2 separate regions of the Mus musculus genome follow, and region 1 is linked to region 2. Evidence: chromatin loops called from intact Hi-C (ENCODE). Cell type or tissue: heart. All regions are shown on one strand. Region 1 holds the start of Asl (argininosuccinate lyase). Region 2 holds the start of Tmem248 (transmembrane protein 248).

Region 1 (5,000 bases), 200 kb after region 2:
GGCGATTATCAGGGCCACCTTCTAGATATGCTCCATGAGAACTTAAAAAGGCTATCCATATAAAATATTTAACACAGTGCCTACAATATGTTAGAATTCAAGATATTGCCAGGTGTCTTGGCACACACATGTCACCTCCAGCCCTTGGAACCAGTCTCTCTTTGGTTTGTCTTGAAAAACCAAGAGAGAGAGAGAGAGAGAGAGCTCTAGTTAACTCTCCTAAATATTTTTCATTTGTTTCAGTTATTTGACACAGGATCTCATATAGCCTAGTCCCACCATGAACTCACCTATGCAAGTGAGGATAAACCTGAATAGATCTGAAACTCCTGACCCAGCTTCCACCCCCTGACAGCTGAGATCCCAGGCATGAACCACTATGCTAGCTTTAAGCAGGATTAAGATTCAAGCCCTGAGCTTCATGCATGCTAAGCAAGCACTCGACCAACTGTATCCCAAGGCTTCTCCTAAGGTTTCCTAAACTTTCTCTGCTCTTTGGATACAAACCAGAGCTTGAGGTTTCCTAGGCTGACGCTCACAGGGTGAGAGTGAACTAAGACTCCCTCTTGCTCTGAGAGGGCTCTACTCTGAGACATGCCACCAGCTTCTTTTGACAGGCACTCTAATGCCAAGCCAAACTCCAAATCCTCCCTGGGTGATTCTAGACGAGTGTCCAGTGCTGAGCCATGCCCTTCTCATTTCATAGATTCTAAGCGAGTGCTCTATTTCTGAGCCATTCCAGAACTCTTTTTTTTTTTTTTTTGGTTTTTCAAGACAGGGTTTCTCTGTGTAGCCCTGGCTGTCCTGGAACTCACTCTGTAGACCAGGCTGGCCTTGAACTAAGAACTCAGAAATCTGTCTGCCTCTGCCTCCCAAGTGCTGGGATTAAAGGCATGCGCCACCACGCCCAACCATACCAGAACTCTTAAGCACTTACTATAATCTAGGTCTATTTGGCATGATTTTGAAAACTTGTTTCTACACAAGGCATGGAAGTTTGATTAAAGTCCTGCATTGTGTGATACAGACATTCTAGCAACTACTGAGCATGCTCCTCGAATGTTCCCAGTCCCATCTTGGCTATCTCTAGCATCTCTGGTCTGTTGGTGATTAAAAACGTCCATAGTCCATAAGGGGCTGTAGGGATGGCTCCGGGGTTAAGAGGATGTGTTGCTCTTGCAGAGAATCCAGTTTCAGTTTCCAGCTTGCCGAATACAGAGGCTCACTGTCGTCTGTAACTCCAGTTCCATGGATGCCCACGTGCTCCTCTGACTGCCACTGGTATCAGGCACATACATAATGCACATACATACACGCATCCTCCATGATTGGAGGTCTATCATGACACACCTGGTCTCCACAGTGGCCGCTGCCCACTCTTCCAGCCATGTTCTTGTGCTGATTCAAGGTAAGCCCAGACCTCCTGCTTTGAGAATGAACGTGATAGACTGAAGGAAGCCCTGAGTTTTAACCCTCAATTGCCCGTTAGAATCCCTTTCTAGACTCTCTAAAGAATACCAACTGGACTACATCCCAACTTTGGGGGGGAGGTTTGTCCTTTTTTTTTGTACATTTATGTATGTAGTATGCATGCATGTGTATGTATCATGCATATGCATAGAGTGTAGAGGACAATTTGGTGAAGTCATTCTCTCTTTCCACTATGTGGGTCCTGGGATCAAAATCAGATTGTAAGATTTGACAATAAGCACCTTTACCCATTGAGGCACCTCACTGGATCCATCTTTTCTTTAGGTAGGCATTTATTTGGGGGTGGGGGAGGGGAGGTGTGCACCACTTGCCACAGAACATGTGTAGAGGTTGGAGAACAACCCTTTGGGGTCCATTCTTGCCTTTCCCCTTATTGAGGCAGGGCCTCTCTTATATTTGTCACTGCTCCAAGTTCCAGACTAGCTGGCCCCCACATTCCTCTAGTCTTCTCGCCCGTCTTGAGTAGAAATACTGAGACCACAGATGAGTCCCACAGCCGACCTTCTATATGATTTCCAGGGATCGAACTCAGCTGGCCAACCTTTCAAGGCTAGCTCTTGTGCTGAGCCATCTCTCTAAGCCCTGGATTCAAAGTCTTGACATTCCTACCTCAGGCTCCCGACTGCTGCGATCGCAGGTATGTGCTAACAGTTATCACAGGTAACTTAGCATTTAGCAGATATCTTTCCACAGCCTGACTGCCAGCCTTTTTTTTTCTTTCTTTTTTTTTTTTTTTTTTTAATTCCATAACCCAGGCTACCTTGAGCTGGCTTATGCAGCTCAGGATGACCTAGAACTTCTGACCCTCCTCCATCAATCTCCCGAAAGCCAGGACTACTGGCGTATACCACCATGCTTCATTAGTAGTCTGTATTGGCCTGGAACCTGAAGCAAGCCTTTTGCCTCAGCCTCCAGAGTACTGGTATAACCGGCATACAAAACCATACCTGATTTAGCATGATTTACCTCTGCCCCCTACTTTAAGACAAGGTCTCACTCTTTAGTCCCTGTTGCCCACCCCCAAGCCCCCTACCCCTACCCCCCACTCCCCACCCCGGCCGGCCTCTGCCTCCCAAGTGCTGAAACGGTTTTGAAACAGGTTCATCTGCAACCCAGGCCTGGAACCTCCAGCAATCTTCCTGCCTCAGCCTCCCGGGTGCTGCAGGGATGACAAACCTGTCGTCTGTCTTCACCTCAGCAAAGGTTTTGTGTGCTTGAACCTCAGTACAACTAGTGCTGACTCCCTGGAAATCACCTCTTCCTGCTGCTAGTAGCTTAGCCAGAGGTGGTCCCGCCCATAAGCGTGATTGATGAGTCACACCCACCTCTCCCAATTGGCTCTACTCTTCCAGGAGGCGGGGACAAGACAGAGGGGCAGCGGACGCCATCCGGACCAGAAAAAGCCAGGAGAGACCAGAAGGTAACCTGGTCCCTGAGTGTCTTGATCCACTAGGTCCAGGGAACGTGGGACAGAGGGAACAAACAAGAAGGAACGCGAAGTCTGTGGTGCGCTTGCTGAGTGCTGCCCACGTCCTGCAAGCCGAGCAGGTGTCCCAACTCCGTCCCTGCCCCGTAGACCTCCCGAGCCGAGTTGGTCAGTGTGGTCTTGTCTTCCAGATTCGTAAGACAGAAGCTCCAGGAGGAGGAGGAACCGCCCAACATGGCATCAGAGGTGTGTAGGACTGAGGGGACCTTGCAAAGGAGCGGGGAGGAACCAGTCGGGTTTAACCGCGTATGGGGGCCATCTCCTGCCACACAGACCTGCAGTGATCCTGAAATTCCCGACCACACTTCCAAAGACTGGCTTCACGTAGACTCAGGGATGTCCGCGTCGTTATCTGCCCATCCAGCGCCACCTAGTGGCTTATGTAATGATCTCACTATTGGCCACTATGTCGGGCGGTTTTCCCCGTTTTTTTTTGTTTTTGTTGTTGTTGTTTTGTAGTTTTTTTTTTTTTTCTCGTTTGTTTTTTGAGACAGGGTTCCCATGTGTAATCCTGGAACTCGCTCTGTAGACCAGGCTGGCCTCGACCTCAGAGATCCACCTGCTTCTGCCTCCCAGAGCGCTGGGATTAAAGGTATGAGCCACTGAGCCCTGCGTTTTCCCTTTTTAAAGAATTATTTTAAAATGTATATTTGTATGGATGTTTTGCCTGCATGTATAGACGTCTGTGAACCCCGGGGCTGGCTACTCCCTATGTGGGATCTAAAGGAATGGAGTTACAGATGTTTGAGAGCCACCATGTGGGTGAAGACCAAACCTCCATGCTCTTACTGGCTGAGCCCGGCTCTCCAGCCCCTGTTTTTCTTTCTTTGAGACAGTGGCTAACTTTTAGCCCAGGCTAGACTGGAATTCACCTCTACTCAGACTGGCCTTAAGCGTCTGACAAGTCACCTGCATCCACCTGCTGAGTGTTCAGATTCCGGGTGTGACCTACCACATGAAAGCTTTCCACTTTTTTTTTTTTTTTTTTTTTTTTTTAGCATTGTTTGTTCGTACATAAGTATGTCCATGTGAGCTCTCATACATGTGGTGATCAGAGGACAAAATGTGGGAGTGGATTCTCTTTTCAACAGGCTTGGCAGCAAGGGCCTTTACCCAGTTAGCTACCTCATCTTCCTTACATACCGCTTTTCACCCCACATCCTCTTGTCAGGCCCCACCCAATAGGATAACTCTCTCCTCCTATTCGCTTGTTCCCATGTATAGGAAAACTTGAGTCCCTAAATTGTCCTTGAGGTCCATCATATAGAACCGGCCAGGAGGGAGGGACCTCTCTCCGTGGCCCCAGTGACTCCCTAGGGTGTCGCTGTCCTCTCCTCTGGGCCAGGAATCCCTGGCTTGTCTTCCTATTTAGTGAAAGGTGTGCAAGATATAGGTCTCCCGTGGGCTTGGTTGGTTTAGCTGGTAAATGGAATGATGACAGCTATTGGGCTTCACCTGTAAGGAATGGATCTCAGAGTCATAGCTCTGAACTCTTAGGGAATGGAGGCTGTAGGGAAGCAGATGCCTGCATGTGTGGTCCCTTCTGGTCTTCGTTAGCTGGCAACTCACCTCCTTCCTCGTAGCTCATCATTCCGATTAAAGATTTAACTCACTTGAGTTACGACGGCCTGATCTGCTTAGCTGCTGGGTCATGCGGAGGGTCAGGAACAAGGGCTGGACTTTGGAGCCAAACAGATGTGATTTGTACACCAGGGTCCTTGACCTCTTAGTTCCTTTGTGAAGTAGGGGTGTTGGTGTCCACTTCATAAAAGGATGTAATTGCAGTACCATGTAATTGCAGCGGCCCATGCCTCTAAACCCAGCACTTGGGAGACAGAGGCAGGAGGAGCTCCATAAGTTCAAACCCAGCCTGGTCTATAGACTGAGTTCCAGGACAGCCAGGGCTACACAGAGAACCCCTGTCTTGAAAAACAAACAAAGAAAAAAAAAAAAACAAACAAACCCACACTATTAATCCTCCTACATCTGCCTCCCTAATGCTGGTATTACAAGTGAGTACCAC
Region 2 (5,000 bases):
ATAAAAATGCAAGCTGGATGGTAGTGGTACACACCTCCCAAAACTCAGGAGGCAGAGGCCGATCTCTGTGATTTCAAGCTCAGCCTGGCCTAGAGCAAGTTCCAGGATAGCCAGGGCTACACAGAGAAACCCTGTCTGGAAAAACAAACAAATAAGCAAGCAAGCATTGCATTCCGTTGGGAGTGAGAAGCAGGTGCTGTGGCTGGCCACTTCCCCCAAAGTTCATTCCAACCAGGTAGTGAGAAATGAAGGCTGGGAAATGGCGTCTGAGAAGTCCAAGGACTGAGGGGAGGGACACCAGATAGAGAGTCAAACTCTGACTCCTCAAGCACAGAAGAAAGACGAATGCAGGTCACCAGTTGCTACCTAGACTACTTCACTGCCACCAGAACCAAGCCAAACTGCAGACAACTTAGGTAAAAGGCAGCTCCAACAATCCTCAAGTTCTAAGAACACAGTCACTTGAAAGGACATGGGTCAGCTTTGTGACACTCCACAGTGTCACAAAGCACACAAAGCACACCTGTGCTTTTCTGCGACTCCATTTCTAAAATCCTAACCACGGCTAAAAAAAAAAAAAGGCTCAACTACTGAGTTGCTTGACTTAGGAATATTTAAAATAGTGAAATATAAAAACAAGGGCTAGTGAAATGGCTCAGTGGGTAAGAGAACACTGACTGCTCTTCCAAAGGTCCTGAGTTCAAATCCCTGCAACCACATGGTAGCTCACAACCACTCATAATGAGACCTGACACCCTCTTGTAGTGCATCTGAAGTCAGCTACAGTGTACTCATGTATAATAATAAATCTGTTAAAATAAATAAAAATTAAAAAGGGTTGTTGAGATCACTCAGGGGTAAAGGTGTTTGACTTGCAACCCTAGTGGCCTATAAATATGCTCCCTGGGACCCATAAGCAGATGGAGGAAAGAGCTGACTTCAAATACGTGTCCTTTGACCTCCATATGCATACCATGGTATGCACATACACATATACAAACTAAATACCATGACCAAAAATTCAGAGAAAAGAAAATTAAAGATGTCAGTAACAATATAAGAAACTCGCCAGGGCTATACAGAGAAACCCTGTCTCGAAAAACCAAAAAAAAAAAAAAACCAACCAATATAAGAAACTCTTTCAGGGCTGGAGAGATGGCTCAGGGGTTAAGAGCACTGACTGCTCTTCCAGAGGTCCTGAGTTCAATTCCTAGCAGCCACATGGTGGCCCACAACCATCTGTAAGGGGATCCGATGCCCTCTTCTGGGGTGTCTGAAGACAGCAACAGGACAGTGTACTAAGACACATAAAATAAATAAATTTAAAACAAACAAACAACACTCTCTTTCACAAGAGTTAATTGTGGATTGTGGCAGAACCAGATTATACGAGGCTAAGGAGAAAATAACTACTTAACATATGCCATGTAGTGGACACCCTAACAACTGCTTAGCACACCCTGGTAGGTATTTTAATCTCTCCGACACTGTTAGGTGGGTATCAGTCTCCGTGTCAGCATACAGCTTAGGTAATGTACAATGATACAAGCAGACATGTAAGTGGCAGAGGACTCTCATTTAACTCACTGTGCTATCACACAACACCAGGCCCAGCAAGAGGGCTTCCCACCAATCAATTCCACATGCCTCGAACACACCAACTACATCATCGGAGACACCGTCTTCAATAAACACTTTAGCTGTCTAACTAAAGTTCTGTGGGGATAGAAAGAAGGCTCAGTTAATCTTCCAGGGCACCTGGGTTGGGCTGGTGGCAGCTCCAGTGGCAGCTCACAAGGATCTGGGATCACAGGCGTGTGCCACTAGGTCTGGCCCATAATTAGAATTCTACAGACTTCCCATACTGACAAAAACCATCCTGTAGGTCCACCACCCTTGCACTGTGCTCTGTATCCCCGACCACTCCACCCCACCCCCAAATCAGGCCCAGTTTTCTCTAATGCTCGTGTGTAAAGAGGAGAGCACTAGATGAGAGAGGGAAGAAGGGTCAAAAGGAAACACGAAGCTTTAAAACCATGGGCTCCTGAGAATGTTCAGACAAGGCAACGACAGAAGCCTGGGAAAATACGAGTTCCAGAACTGTGACATGGCTTCAGGTTATTTCCATTATGTTAAACTCACAGCTCTGGATTCTCTGCATCAGAACTAAAGCTGTGTGTCTTACAGTATGTGGAAATCCTCCCGTGATTTGTTGTATTATACAACTATGGGACAGGTAAGAAATCACCCCCCTGTCCCAGTATTGACTAGCCTTGCCACCAGGCTACCACTACTCTGTGAACAGGGCCTGGTACCACACAGCTAACAACACCCCAATATGAGGCTGAGGCAGGAGGATCACAACTTCAAGCTACACAGAGAGTTGGAGGCCAGCCTGAACTACACAGTGGACCTGTCTTTAAAAAAAAAAAAAAATTATGTTTTAGCCGGGCTTAACCGGCATGGCAGTGCACACCTGCCAACGGCAGCACTAGGGAGTCTAAGAGAATCAAGGTCAGCCTCGACTGAGTCGTGGGTTTGGACTATCTAAGGCTGCAGGAGACCCCAGACTCCAGGATTCAGATTAAAACCAAAACAATACCGTTATTACACTGTGAAACCTTGGCAGTGTGGCCCACGCCTATATCTCTGAACTACGGAGTCTGAATCGGGAAGATCGGTGTTGAAGGTGGGTCTTGTCTACATAGGGAAATCCTAGCCAGTTAAGGCTGCATTAAACCCTCTTTTGGATACATTTTTGACAACCCAAAGTCAAGTCACAAATCTAAAACTGAACACACACACACACTCACACTCACTCTCTCACTCTCACTCTCTCTCTCTCTCTCTCTCTCTCTCTCTCTCTGTCACACACACACACACACACACACACACACACACACACACACACACACAGAGAAGTTGGAAAGATGGCTACGGGGTTAAGAATACCTGCTATTCCTGAGGACCAGAGTTAAGTTCTCAGCAACCCCATCATCAGGCAGCTACCAATGGAGTGTAACTCTGGGTCTAAGGACACAACGCCCTCTTCTGGAGTCGGTGGGTATTTGCGCTCACGTGCGCAGACAAGATAATACAAACACATCATGTAAATAATTTTCCAAAACAATCATTTTTTTTTCTAAAACTTGCAAAGGATGCTAGTAGGTCCACGCAGCCTTATTCAGCCGACCTATACAAGCCTTGACTGAGGGAGCAGGACTCCGCAGGCCTCGGGAGGATGGAACAGGACCGGGTCAGCTAATAGAGGAGTGAACGGAGCTGGGGTGGCTGGGAGAGCCTGCGCACCGATCCGCCCAGCACGCCGTGGGCCCCGGGTTCAGGGTCCCCGGTCCCGGCCCATGCGCCCGCGATTACGACCCCGTCTCCTACTCACCGCCCCGCAGACTGGCGGCTCGAGCCCGCGGACGCCCGCGGCCTGGCCCTGTTCACTCGCGGCGGCGCGCGGCGGGCCCCGGGCTGCCCCGCACCATCCTCTCCGCCGCTCCGGAGACAGCGAGCGGCTCCTCGGGGCCGAAGCGACGACCCGAAGCCAGGCCAGAGCGCGCCAACGGGACGCCGGCTCCGCGCGCTGCGAACGCCGGGCTTTCCGGGTGAAGGCAGAAAACCACGTCACCACTAACGCCGCCGTGACCTCTGACCCCGCCCGCGCGCGACGGCGGCGCGGAAGGGACAGAATTGCTCCGGGGCGAGCGGCGGGTGGGGTCGGGGTTAGGAGGAGAAGCAGACTGTCTTCGTTTTGCAAATGGGAAAAGCATACACGGAGCTGCCTGAAATTTATCACTCGCATTCGCGAACTGCCGTGAGCTTGCTCGGTTCCGTCCCGAAGTGCTTCTGCAGGTCTTGGTGTGTATGGCGTGAGATAGTAAAGAGGACACGATTTTCGTTTATTTTTGTTGGAATTTTTTGTTTTGACACAGGGGTCTCGTGGATGGCAAGAGCTGGCTTCCTGTTCTCTCTGGAGCCCAATGAGGAGCCAACTACCTTAGTCATGGTGTTTGAGCACACTAATACCACCCTCCTCTCTGTAGACGGGACTCTAGGATCCACTGGATGGGAATCTGTCGCGTTTCTGGACAACAGGACAATTCATTTCAAGCCATGTCTCAGTCCCCAAGGACCTAGCTGACCTTAGAAGCAGCAAAATATTATCCTTTTTAAATTCCTCTAACCACATTAATACTGACCTTTGTACATGATTATTGAAAACCCAGGAGATCAGTTACACTTATCCATTTGTCTGGTCTTGACTTTTTTTGTTGTTCTTTAAAGACACGGTTGCTGGGCAGTGGGAAGGTTGTCCTTTGATCCCAGCATTCAAGAGTCAGAGGCAGATAGATCTTTGCATTTGAGGCCAGCCTGGTCTGCAGAATGAGTTCCAGGAAGCTGGGGCTAAACAAAGCCTGTCTTGAAAAAAAAAAAAAAAACCAAACCAACCAACAAACAAAAGAGATAAGGTCTTTCAATCCATCCCTGGCTGACTTAAAACTCACTATGTGACCCAAGCTGGTCTCAAACTCAAAGATCCATAAGTGCTGGGATTAAAGGTGTGCCATGAGACATGAGAACATTTGTGAGAATTTTCTCCTTAGGTAAAGACTATGCGATGTTTATCCCCTTTTCCTAAGGTCTCGGTGACAAACCAAAGTTCCCCCTGGAATGCCAGTAAATGTATCTGGCTTACTTACAGAGCATAGGCAAGAGGTTACTGCCAGCAGGGTGAGTGACCTCAAAGCAACTACACTGGAAAGTCCTCACCCAGAATGGATGATGGCTTCCCATAGAATGTGTAAGTGGAACTCTGATGCTTGTCTCCTCCAGAACCTCAAAGCCAAATAGTTCCAGGGAAATCGTATAGAAGACATCTGCATGTGTATGTCTGTGTGTGCACAGCATGTGTGTGCTCTCATTCCAGACAATGAGCTACCACTGCTATGCTTTTGGTTTTGAATAAGTGCAAGGAGCAGGTAGAAAGGCAG

Evidence for each region. A loop is a pair of places that touch in the nucleus more often than their neighbours do. Peaks named below come from ENCODE experiments on the same cell type or tissue, not always from the same donor. Only the 100,000 strongest peaks of a DNase experiment are listed, where the experiment ranks them.
Region 1: a loop joins it to region 2, with 2.2 times the contacts of the local background. A loop is called at or near these places in 3 of 42 quality-filtered maps.

The regions. Positions count from the first base shown.
Region 1 is chr5:130,022,205-130,027,204 of GRCm38, reverse strand. Asl (argininosuccinate lyase) reads left to right here and starts at 2,824. Exons shown (of 17, transcript NM_133768.5): 1 at 2,824-2,911; 2 at 3,109-3,163. The coding sequence starts at 3,152. It overlaps Gm40334 (a long non-coding RNA gene), which reads left to right. Exons shown (of 3, transcript XR_868562.1): 2 at 1,183-1,408; 3 at 2,011-2,077. In heart, a CTCF peak has its summit at 3,355 (motif pointing left); a DNase peak (open chromatin) is centred at 2,814; H3K4me3 peaks cover 1,339 bases; H3K27ac peaks cover 995 bases; H3K27me3 peaks cover 298 bases.
Region 2 is chr5:130,220,970-130,225,969 of GRCm38, reverse strand. Tmem248 (transmembrane protein 248) reads right to left here and starts at 3,635. Exons shown (of 7, transcript NM_027854.1): 1 at 3,398-3,635. Gm6598 (a long non-coding RNA gene) reads left to right here and starts at 2,104. Exons shown (of 2, transcript XR_377119.4): 1 at 2,104-2,236; 2 at 3,942-4,252. In heart, a CTCF peak has its summit at 3,047 (motif pointing left); a DNase peak (open chromatin) is centred at 3,669; H3K4me3 peaks cover 2,952 bases; H3K27ac peaks cover 2,065 bases.